Regions from separate parts of the Mus musculus genome. Here region 1 is linked to region 2. Evidence: chromatin loops called from intact Hi-C (ENCODE). Cell type or tissue: heart. All regions are shown on one strand. Links, peaks and the distances in the headings refer to the core of each region. The heading gives the core; the rest is flanking DNA. Region 1 holds the start of Ddx19a (DEAD box helicase 19a). Region 2 holds the start of St3gal2 (ST3 beta-galactoside alpha-2,3-sialyltransferase 2).

Region 1 (4,385 bases), core at 131-4,130, 78 kb after region 2:
CAACCCAGGACCTTATTCAGGCTAGGCAAGGGTGATTTACAAAACTAACTCCCCAGTTTTTGATAGTACATTTTTAAAAGCCAAACATGTGAGTATGGTGGTCCTTTCCTGCAATTCCAGGTAAGACAGGAAGATTACTGGATTCCAGGGGTTTGAAGCCAGTCTGGACATCAAAGTGAGATCCTCTTCTCAAAACATGTAATTACACCAGGCATGGTGGCACACACCTGTAGTCCCAGCACTCAGGAGGCAGAGGCAGGTGCGTCTCTGAGTCTACAGAGCAAATTCCAAGATACCCAGGGCTACACACAGAATTAAATTGAAGAAAAAAAATTCAGTCACTATGTCTTAGGAATAATCACTAGATTTGAAACTTCAGATGGGGTTCATAAGATGGCCTGACAAACTGGAGGAAGAGAACCTACCCTCACAAGCTACCTCCTGACCTCCACACATGAATGCGGCACATCCATGTTCAAAATACGAGGATATACACAAAGCAAATCCAAATAACTTTTAAAAACAAAGAATAAGGAGAGCTTCTTAAGAAAATCAACTGCTGGATCACAGGGCTCCCAATGGAGGAGCTAGAGAAAGTACCCAAGGAGCTAAAGGGATCTTCAACCCTATAGGTGGAACAACATTATGAACTAACCAGTACCCCTGAGCTCTTGACTCTAGCTGCATATGTATCAAAAGATGGCCTAGTCGGCCATCACTGGAAAGAGAGGCCCATTGGACACGCAGACTTTGTGTGCCCCGGTACAGGGGAACGCCAGGGCCAAAGGGGGGGAGTGGGTGGGTAGGGGAGTGGGGGTGGGTGGGTAAGGGGGACTTTTGGTATAGCATTGGAAATGTAAATGAGCTAAATACCTAATAAAAAATGGAAAAAAAAAAAAAAAAAAAAAAAAAAAGAAAATCAACTGCTCATTCTTCAGCTGAATTGGTTTAAGAGTTAAGAGAGCTCGCTGCTGTTGCGGAAGGGCCAGGGTTTGGTTCTTAGCGCCACATGGTGGCTCACAACAGTTTGTAAATCCCAGTTCCAAGGGGATCTAAAACCCTCTTCTAACATATGTAGGCTCAAGTGTGGTGCATAGATACGAACAGGCAAAACACCCATACACACACATAGAAAACATAAGATATTAAAAGAAAGTATTTGAGGCGACCCCGAGGTAAATAGTGAAGCCAGTTGGGCTGTGTCAAAAACACAGGCAGCAAAGCTGTAACTCATACACTTAAGAGGAGGCGGAGGGATAGGGATGCAAGAGCTCTCAAGGCCAGTCTCAGCTAATTAGCAAGTCAGAGGCCAACCTGGGCTACACCGTCTCGAACCCACCAACGCACCCCTCCAAAAACACAAAAACAATCTAACAAAAACTATACGACACTTAAAATAGCAACTAGACAGTTTGCATTTGTTGCTAAGTGAAGCATTAACACAAACAAAACCCGTTATTCTGGCGAGCTACAAACTGCCGCTTGGCGGTTAAGCATGAATGTGGGGCTGTTAGGGGAAAGGCAGCATAAACTCACTCAAAAACTACCCCTCAACAACGAAAAAAAGAGAGAATTTTATGTTGCCATTTCTTGTAAGAGGTCAAGAGAAGGGCCAGTTTGGGGCCTCACACACTTAATAAAGACAATGTCACCATGGGAGCAACTTTTCAGTCCAAACTCGGATAAGAAGCTCGCTGCGGGTTTTCTTCGCTGTCGGAGCAAATCCGCCGCGCTAAGTGATCGCCCACAGCAAACTCCAGCGAGCGCGGGCTGGCCCGGCTCTGAGGTCCCCGTGCTGGAAACCATGTCCGCCTCAGTCCCCTAATCCCCACCAGGCCACTGACCGACTTGACAGCGGCTTCCTGCTCGTCCACCGCCAGCGCCCATGAGTCGGTGGCCATGGTCCCGACGCGAGCCGACCTGCAGAGATGCTCCGCGCCCCGCCAACACCAGCGCCGAACGCAAGCCCGCGCCAAGTGCCACTCACACGGAGCGGAAAAAGACCCGCGCGGAGTTGACGTCAGTTCCTGCCCCGCGCGTCCGTCTTCCACCCACGCTCCGCCCCCAGGAAGATAAGCATGCGGAGCTTAGCACTTTAAGGTCCTGAGTCGCTTATTTCTTAATTTGAGGCCAGCCTGATCTACTGAGAGAGTTCCAGGACGGCCAGGGCCACACAGAGAAACCCTGTCTCGAAATGCTAAAAAGAGGAGGAAAAAAAAAAAAAATTCCATCTCGCTAGGTGCGATCTAATTGAGTTAACGTCCTAGAGCTCTGCAGAGTTACTTAGTACTCGCCCAATCGCTTCATTTCATAACCAAAATACTTACCCATTTTTTGGTTTTGAAACTAGGTATCTTGTTTTAAAACAAGGCTACCTTGAACTCGGTTTCCTCCTTAATAATCTCCAACACCTAGATTACAAGGGATCGAACGCTCTCTCTCGAGATGGCTCAGCGGTTAAGAGCACTGACTGTTCTTCCGAAGGTCCTGAGTTCAAATCCCAGCAACCACAAGGTGGCTTACAACCAACCGTAATGACATCTGACACCCTCTACTGGTGTGTCTGAAGACAGCTACAGTGTAGTTACATATAAATAATAAATATTTTTTAAAAAAATAGAACGCTCTCTAGTGGCCTTTGCAGTCGCAGACACACATGCATATACATACAACTAAGAATGAAATGATCTGAGCATAGGTGGCACAGGCCTTTAATCTCAGAATTTGGGAGGCAGAGGCCACTAGAGCAAATTCCAGAACAACTAGGGCTACACAGAGGAAACCCTGTCTCAAAAAACAATTAAAAACAAACAAAACAGAGTTACATCCTATGTGTGTGGATATGTATTTAGTTTTGTTTTTTTTTTTTTGTTTTTTTTTTTGAGTCAAGAATTTCATGTATCCCGTGGCTTTTTTTTTTTTTTTTCTGCCTCCCAAATACTGGGATAAGAGAAGTACTTTCCCTCTGTTGGGATACATTTTAAGTCATGATAGTTGTGTAAAGCTGTTTGAATGACTTAGGCACTTCACAAAAAGGATGCTCTTAAAATAGTGCAAAATTTTAATGGAATGGTAGTGAACACTTTTAACTCCAGTACTTGGGAGGTGTAGGAGGAAGATTGAGAGTGCAAGGCCAGTCTCTGCTACAGGAGACCTAGTCTCAAAATGCATATATTTTGAGTCTAACTGCCCATTGTCCTCTTGAAATTGCACTACCAAGCATACCTATTCTAGTACCAAGAACATGGCTATTTCTTCATGTATCTGCTGGGACATACTTCTTAGAGAAGACATAGTGTCTGACAACAATTAAGAAGTTCAAGTTTTGACTTGTCTTAGGTTTGCAAGATATTTAGGTTTGGTTTGGTTTGGTTTGGTTTGGTTTGTGAAGACAGGGTTTCTCTGTGTAGCTCTCGATTGTTCTTGAACTCATTCTGTAGACCAGGCTGGCCTTGAACTCAGAGATCTGCCTACCTCTGCCTCCCGAGTGCTGGGATTAAAGTTAGGCACCATCACCACTCTAAGGGTCCATAATTTGCTGAAGAATGACACACACACACACACCAACTCAAATAGATTGTAAATGCAAAGTGTTCTTTATTCTGTACAAGTTCAGCATGCTTGGGTCTCCCCATGACCGAGAGAGAGAGAGAGAGAGAGAGAGAGAGAGAGAGAGAGAGAGAGAGAGAGAGAGAGAGAAAAGAGACCCAAGTGAGCTTGCAGGCCTGATTTAAAGCATATTAGGGAATCCTGGGTTAAGGTGACCTCTATGTTAATCTGTTGGGTTCATCTCTATTCTATTACCAGGGTGTGGGGGGCTGAGGAAGTCTGGAAACTGCTGCTGACCCATTGTCCTTGCCTCAGGCCAGGTGGCAGGGCAGCTTGTGAGGCCTGGACTTGCCTGGAATTGCCCAGTTCTTGGAGACAGAGATTTAGACCTCGTCTCCTTAACTGCCAATCTGAAGCTTGTCATGGAATCAGCCGAGCCTTCTCACACCCATCTGGCTTGCTTCCTTTCCTAACCTTTTCTTCCTTCCTCCTTCCTTCCTTCTGGCCTGGAACTCTCAATGTAGAACAGGATAGTTTTGAACTTTCAGAAATTCTGCTACTTCTGCCTCCCGAGTGCTGGGATTACAGGCATGTACCACGACTCCTGCATTTAATGAATTAAAAAAATTCTTTCATACCACCTGCATCCACTATGAGGTTGATTTCTGGCGGTGTTGGCTGAAAGCCCAAATGAAACAATGAATCTACTCAGCTATTGTTGGAAACAACTCTGGGTTATACCTTACCTTCTGCCAGAACATTCATTTCCAGCTCACAGCTAGCCTGCACACCTCAAAGGGAGTACACCCACAATGACTCCTTTTTCCACACCAGAG
Region 2 (4,385 bases), core at 216-4,215:
GTAAAGAGGTCTGACGCCCTCTTCTTGTGTGTCTGAAGACAGCTACAATGTACTTATGTATAATAAATAAATCTTTGGGCCTGAGTGAGCGGGGCCAACCGGAGCGAGCAGAACCACATGAAGGCTCACAACCATCTGCACAGCTACAGTGTACTCACATACATAAAACAAACAAATAAATCTTTAAAAAAAAAAAGAATCGAGGAAGAGAAGAACCTAGCTTGCATTTGTGCAGCTGTGCTTTAAAAGGAGGGGGAATGCGTAGGTGTCACGCCTGGCTTCTTGGTATGTCAGCTGACAATGAAGTTAGAATTTAGCTTCTCGTAGAGGCTTGGAGATAGAATGCCTAGCCTTCCTGATGACTGCATCGTAAAGAAGTAGGGTTTTGGTCTGTGAGATTCTCCTGAGCTGTAGTGTTGTGCCAGGAAGCATTCGTGAATCCCGAAAAGACTATCAAGGAGCCAAATCAGATGCAATCGCATTAGAGTCTCTTTATTTAAGCTTGAGCTCCCCCCCCCCCCCTGTCTCTTACCAACGCTGACACAGTAGGAAAGTGGAGCCCTGAACCTAGTTTCAGGCAAGCATTTTTAGAGGCAAGAAGTGGGTCTCTAGTCTGGTACACATCTGATTGGGGGGGGCGGGGGAGGGACGACGGGCGGAATGATGGCCTTTAATGCTGGAAGTCAAACCATAAACTTAACTTCTGCTTTCCTCCTGATTGGTGGTTGTTAGAAAGTGAAGTGCCAGGGGGCGGGCTTGTAACCTGGGGGGTGCAGATTTGTTGGGGAGTAACCTGGAAACCGGTGCTAGGTACTGGTCTGTTAGTTTACTCGAGTTCAATCTTAGGTCAGGCTTTCTGTGATGGAGTCTGAACCCAAAAGATTCATTGCAGGGTGTGATGGCTCAGTGTCCATAATAACAACCCTCAGGAGGCTAAGGCAAGAGAATCCATCATGGATTCCAGGCGGGCCTGCCTGGCTTACAAAGGGAATTTACGACTACCTTGGGTTACATAATAAGAGAAAGAACGAACACACTTAAAATTCTAGGGTCCCAGAACTAATGAACCAGAAGTCGTTTGAGTATCATTGGTCAGTCAGAGACATTTGGAGACTGAATGTGTCATCAATTAGGAACTTCCTAATGGTTTTGGAGCTTGGTTTGAAAGTTGAGGAAAGGATTGCCTAACACTGATGTGGATAAATATTTAAAATGTGTGCATGTTACCCTAGAGAATAGGCATCTAAGAGTCAGAAGTCTGAAGTCAAGAGATGCCCTAATGGATAAAGGCTGTAGGGTGCCTACAAGCAAGACAGTTTGCAATGTGAGGTGCCCAGTCACATAGTGGCAAACCCTATTTCCACATCGCTGCTGGTGCCCCTCTTTTCAACAGCCTGGACCTAGTGCCCTCACTGCAGTTGCAGCTTGCTGGGCCAGGGCATGAACCCAGCTGGCTCAGGTCGTGGCTCTTGGCAAGAGCAAGTACAAACAGTTCCCTTGAGCTGGGCTTGGCCGCAGTTGATCACAGTCCTGTGTGAGAGGCATCCTCAGCTTACTCGCATCCTTTGATGAACCAGGTACCAAAGCCCGGCTGGGGTACCGCAGACTGCACCTCCCAGGCTTCAGCAGCCCAGAGTCGCGTGGCTGTGAAACTGAAGAATACGCCCCTTAGTGCTGTGCCTTAACCCTCTAAATCCGGACAGAACTACAAAGACCATGAGCCCAGATATGGGAGTGCATTGCTTTCTGGGAGCAATAGTCCTATATGCAGAGCGATGCTGGCGGGTCCTGCCAGGCTGGACTACATATCCCAGCATGCCTGAGCGAGTGGTGGTGGGGGAACAGGAGGGAGGGGAGAGCCCCGGAGGATGTGAATGGGGAGGGGGCACCCGCCCCCTTCCCCCACCCTTCCCTTTAGCTTGGGTAGGGGTGGGGGGAGGGGCCGGGCTGAGCTGCAGCCGCGGCGCTCCGGGAGGGCAGGGCCAGGCAAGGGCGGGACTGGCCCGAGGCTGGCGGACTGGAGAGCGGTGAAGCTAACGGGTCCAGGCGCGGGAGGCGGCGGCGGCGGCGGCGGCGGCGGCAGCGGCGGCAGCTCTCTGCACGGGCGGAGGCGGCGGCAGGAGCGGCAAGCATGGCCCGCGCGGCGCCCAGCGCAGACTGAGGTGCGCGGGCGGGATGAGAGAGGGCGGGATGCGGGGCTCCCCGGGCCCCGTGCTGCCCCTACCGTCTTCTGTGCGGGCAGCGGGCTTGGCCCAGAGGCCCAGATCCAGCGGGTCCAGCCCAGCAACTTCCCTCGGGTCTGGGCGCCGTGTGGGCGGGGGTCCGATTGCCTTGGCCTCGATCGGGATCCCCGTCTTCTGCTTCTGCATATCTAACCACTCCCAGTCTTTCAGGCACTCCTGTAACACTCCTTGCTGGCAGCCCCCAGCCTCAGCCTTTGGAGTTCTCTGTCCTCGTCCACACTTCCACACCCCAGGTGTTGGTACTTCCAGCCCTAGGGCGCTTGGGAACCTGCTCCATCCGGAATCCCCTGCCCCACTTCTCCTGGTCACAAGCTGTCTGCACCATCTTCACTTCTTTCCTCTACCCTTCGGCCTTTCCCCCACCTGGCACTGACCCCTAGCCACACTCTGTGGCCTAGTTCTCTCTAATAAGACCTGACAGCTTGATCCCCTTCCTACTTTGGAAAAACTGAGGCATGAACCCACCGGAAACTTGGTCATGGTGTGCCCGTCCTCTCTGGACGCTGGCCTGAGCACTGTCCCTTGTCCCTCTTGTTCCTTCCATCCTTTGCCATATAAGACACGTTACTTCCCTCCAGTCATGCCCCTGTGACTGAATCAAACTTCCCAGCCCCATATACAGCTCCAGTGTTCCCTGTTTAGTTCTTCCACTACTTCTGTTGTCCCTGCTTTGCACAGCCCTCCACCTGGAAAGGAGTCTCAGTCCTTTTGCTGCTCGTTCAAGTTAGCCTTTCTGCTTCTCTCTTGCCAACTGCATCCATCTCCTCCCATGTTGCCTCTTGTTTTTCATCTGTGTACTAAGAATAATTCAGGGACCCCTGGGACCCCTGGGAAGTAGTCAGTCATTCCTTGTCAGTAACCCATACTCCTGTCTACAAATGTCTAGAAACTGTTTGGCCATCCCGTCCTCATGCTTGGTGGGCTCAGAAGTGTGGGTTGGAAGGGACCGTTTACCTCTATGAAGATGGTGACATTGAAGGACTCTGGTCATCATTCTAAGCTAATCTGACTCCTGCTGCTAACTTTGGAGGAGGGTTGCCCCTTCTGGGGGATGGTGTGGGGGATGCCTGCCTGAGTGCTTTGTGGAAGAAGGTACGGTGCCTACAGGCGGTGATCTCTTGTTTAGTTGTGGTGATTCTGAGTTGAAGAGGGATGGAGGGTACACAGACTTGACTGCATAATTCAGTTTTTGTTTGTTTGCTTTCTGTTTGTCTTCCTTCAGCCGGATTTTCCTTTGGGTCACACTTTCTTCCCCTGTCTCCCAGTCTCCCAGTGGGGAAGGGAGGGAGGGAAACCCTGTGAGCCATCCAGGAAGGAGGAGATTCTTCAGAAGTTTGTAAGGGTCCTGAGTGAGCAGTCTTGATCTGAACCAGATGGTTGTCTGCTTCCACGAGGTCCCGCCCATGCTCCCTGCCCCCCTTGGCTGTGAGTAGGATGCTTTTAACCTTGTAACTTGAGATTGGAGAAGGGAGGCCAGGAGGCCAACTGCGTGAATGTTTATATCCAAATGTGCAAGCTTGCCAGGGGCCTGTGGGAGTGTCGGTGCCCCCAGAGACCACTGTAGAGTTCTGTGGCCTGCTGATAAGCCCTAGTCACTTTGAGAGCCCAAAAAGATAGAACTAGTTTTGAAGCCTGTAAGAGTCACCCTGAATCAGGCAGGGTGGCCACACCTGTTATGCCAGCAGCATTCAGGATAACTAGAGGATTACCATTTCAAGGGACCCTAGGCTATGTAATAAGATCTTGTCACCAAAAGGGGGGTGTCTTTGAGATGTACTCACCAAACAAGACTGGAGACCTGAGTTCAACCCCTGGGACCCAAATAAATTGGAAGGAGAGACTTGACCCCATAAACGTTGCCCTTTGACCTCAACACACAGGCCACAGCATGCACAGCTCTGTCTTTTGTGCCCTCATATGTATCCCTGTTTGAGCTCTCCCTTTAAGCCTGGCGTCAGCTTACCGTTCTGGTTCAGGGTGTGGGGGAAGCAAGGCAGCTTGGTTCTTTCCTTAGGTTGAGTTCTTTTTCTCAAAGGCTTGTCTCATTTTTCTATGTGTGTGTCTGATCATGCGCGGGTGGGTGCCAGAAGAGGGTGTTCACATGCGTAGGAACGGGAGTTTCCGGTGGTTGTAAGGCACCTG

The links. A loop is a pair of places that touch in the nucleus more often than their neighbours do. Peaks named below come from ENCODE experiments on the same cell type or tissue, not always from the same donor. Only the 100,000 strongest peaks of a DNase experiment are listed, where the experiment ranks them.
Region 1: it touches region 2 in a loop (2.3-fold over the local background); 1 of 42 quality-filtered maps calls a loop at or near these places.

Annotation. Positions count from the first base shown.
Region 1 is chr8:110,995,823-111,000,207 of GRCm38, forward strand. It overlaps Ddx19a (DEAD box helicase 19a), which reads right to left and starts at 2,001. Exons shown (of 12, transcript NM_007916.2): 1 at 1,845-2,001. The coding sequence starts at 1,901. Gm51551 (a long non-coding RNA gene) reads left to right here. Exons shown (of 3, transcript XR_003947457.1): 3 at 121-634. In heart, for the core only: a CTCF peak has its summit at 2,551 (motif pointing left); a DNase peak (open chromatin) is centred at 1,999; H3K4me3 peaks cover 1,839 bases; H3K27ac peaks cover 1,260 bases.
Region 2 is chr8:110,917,944-110,922,328 of GRCm38, forward strand. It overlaps St3gal2 (ST3 beta-galactoside alpha-2,3-sialyltransferase 2), which reads left to right and starts at 1,922. Exons shown (of 7, transcript NM_009179.3): 1 at 1,922-2,162. In heart, for the core only: no CTCF peak of the experiment used is centred there; DNase peaks (open chromatin) are centred at 1,808 and 3,638; H3K4me3 peaks cover 3,035 bases; H3K27ac peaks cover 3,003 bases.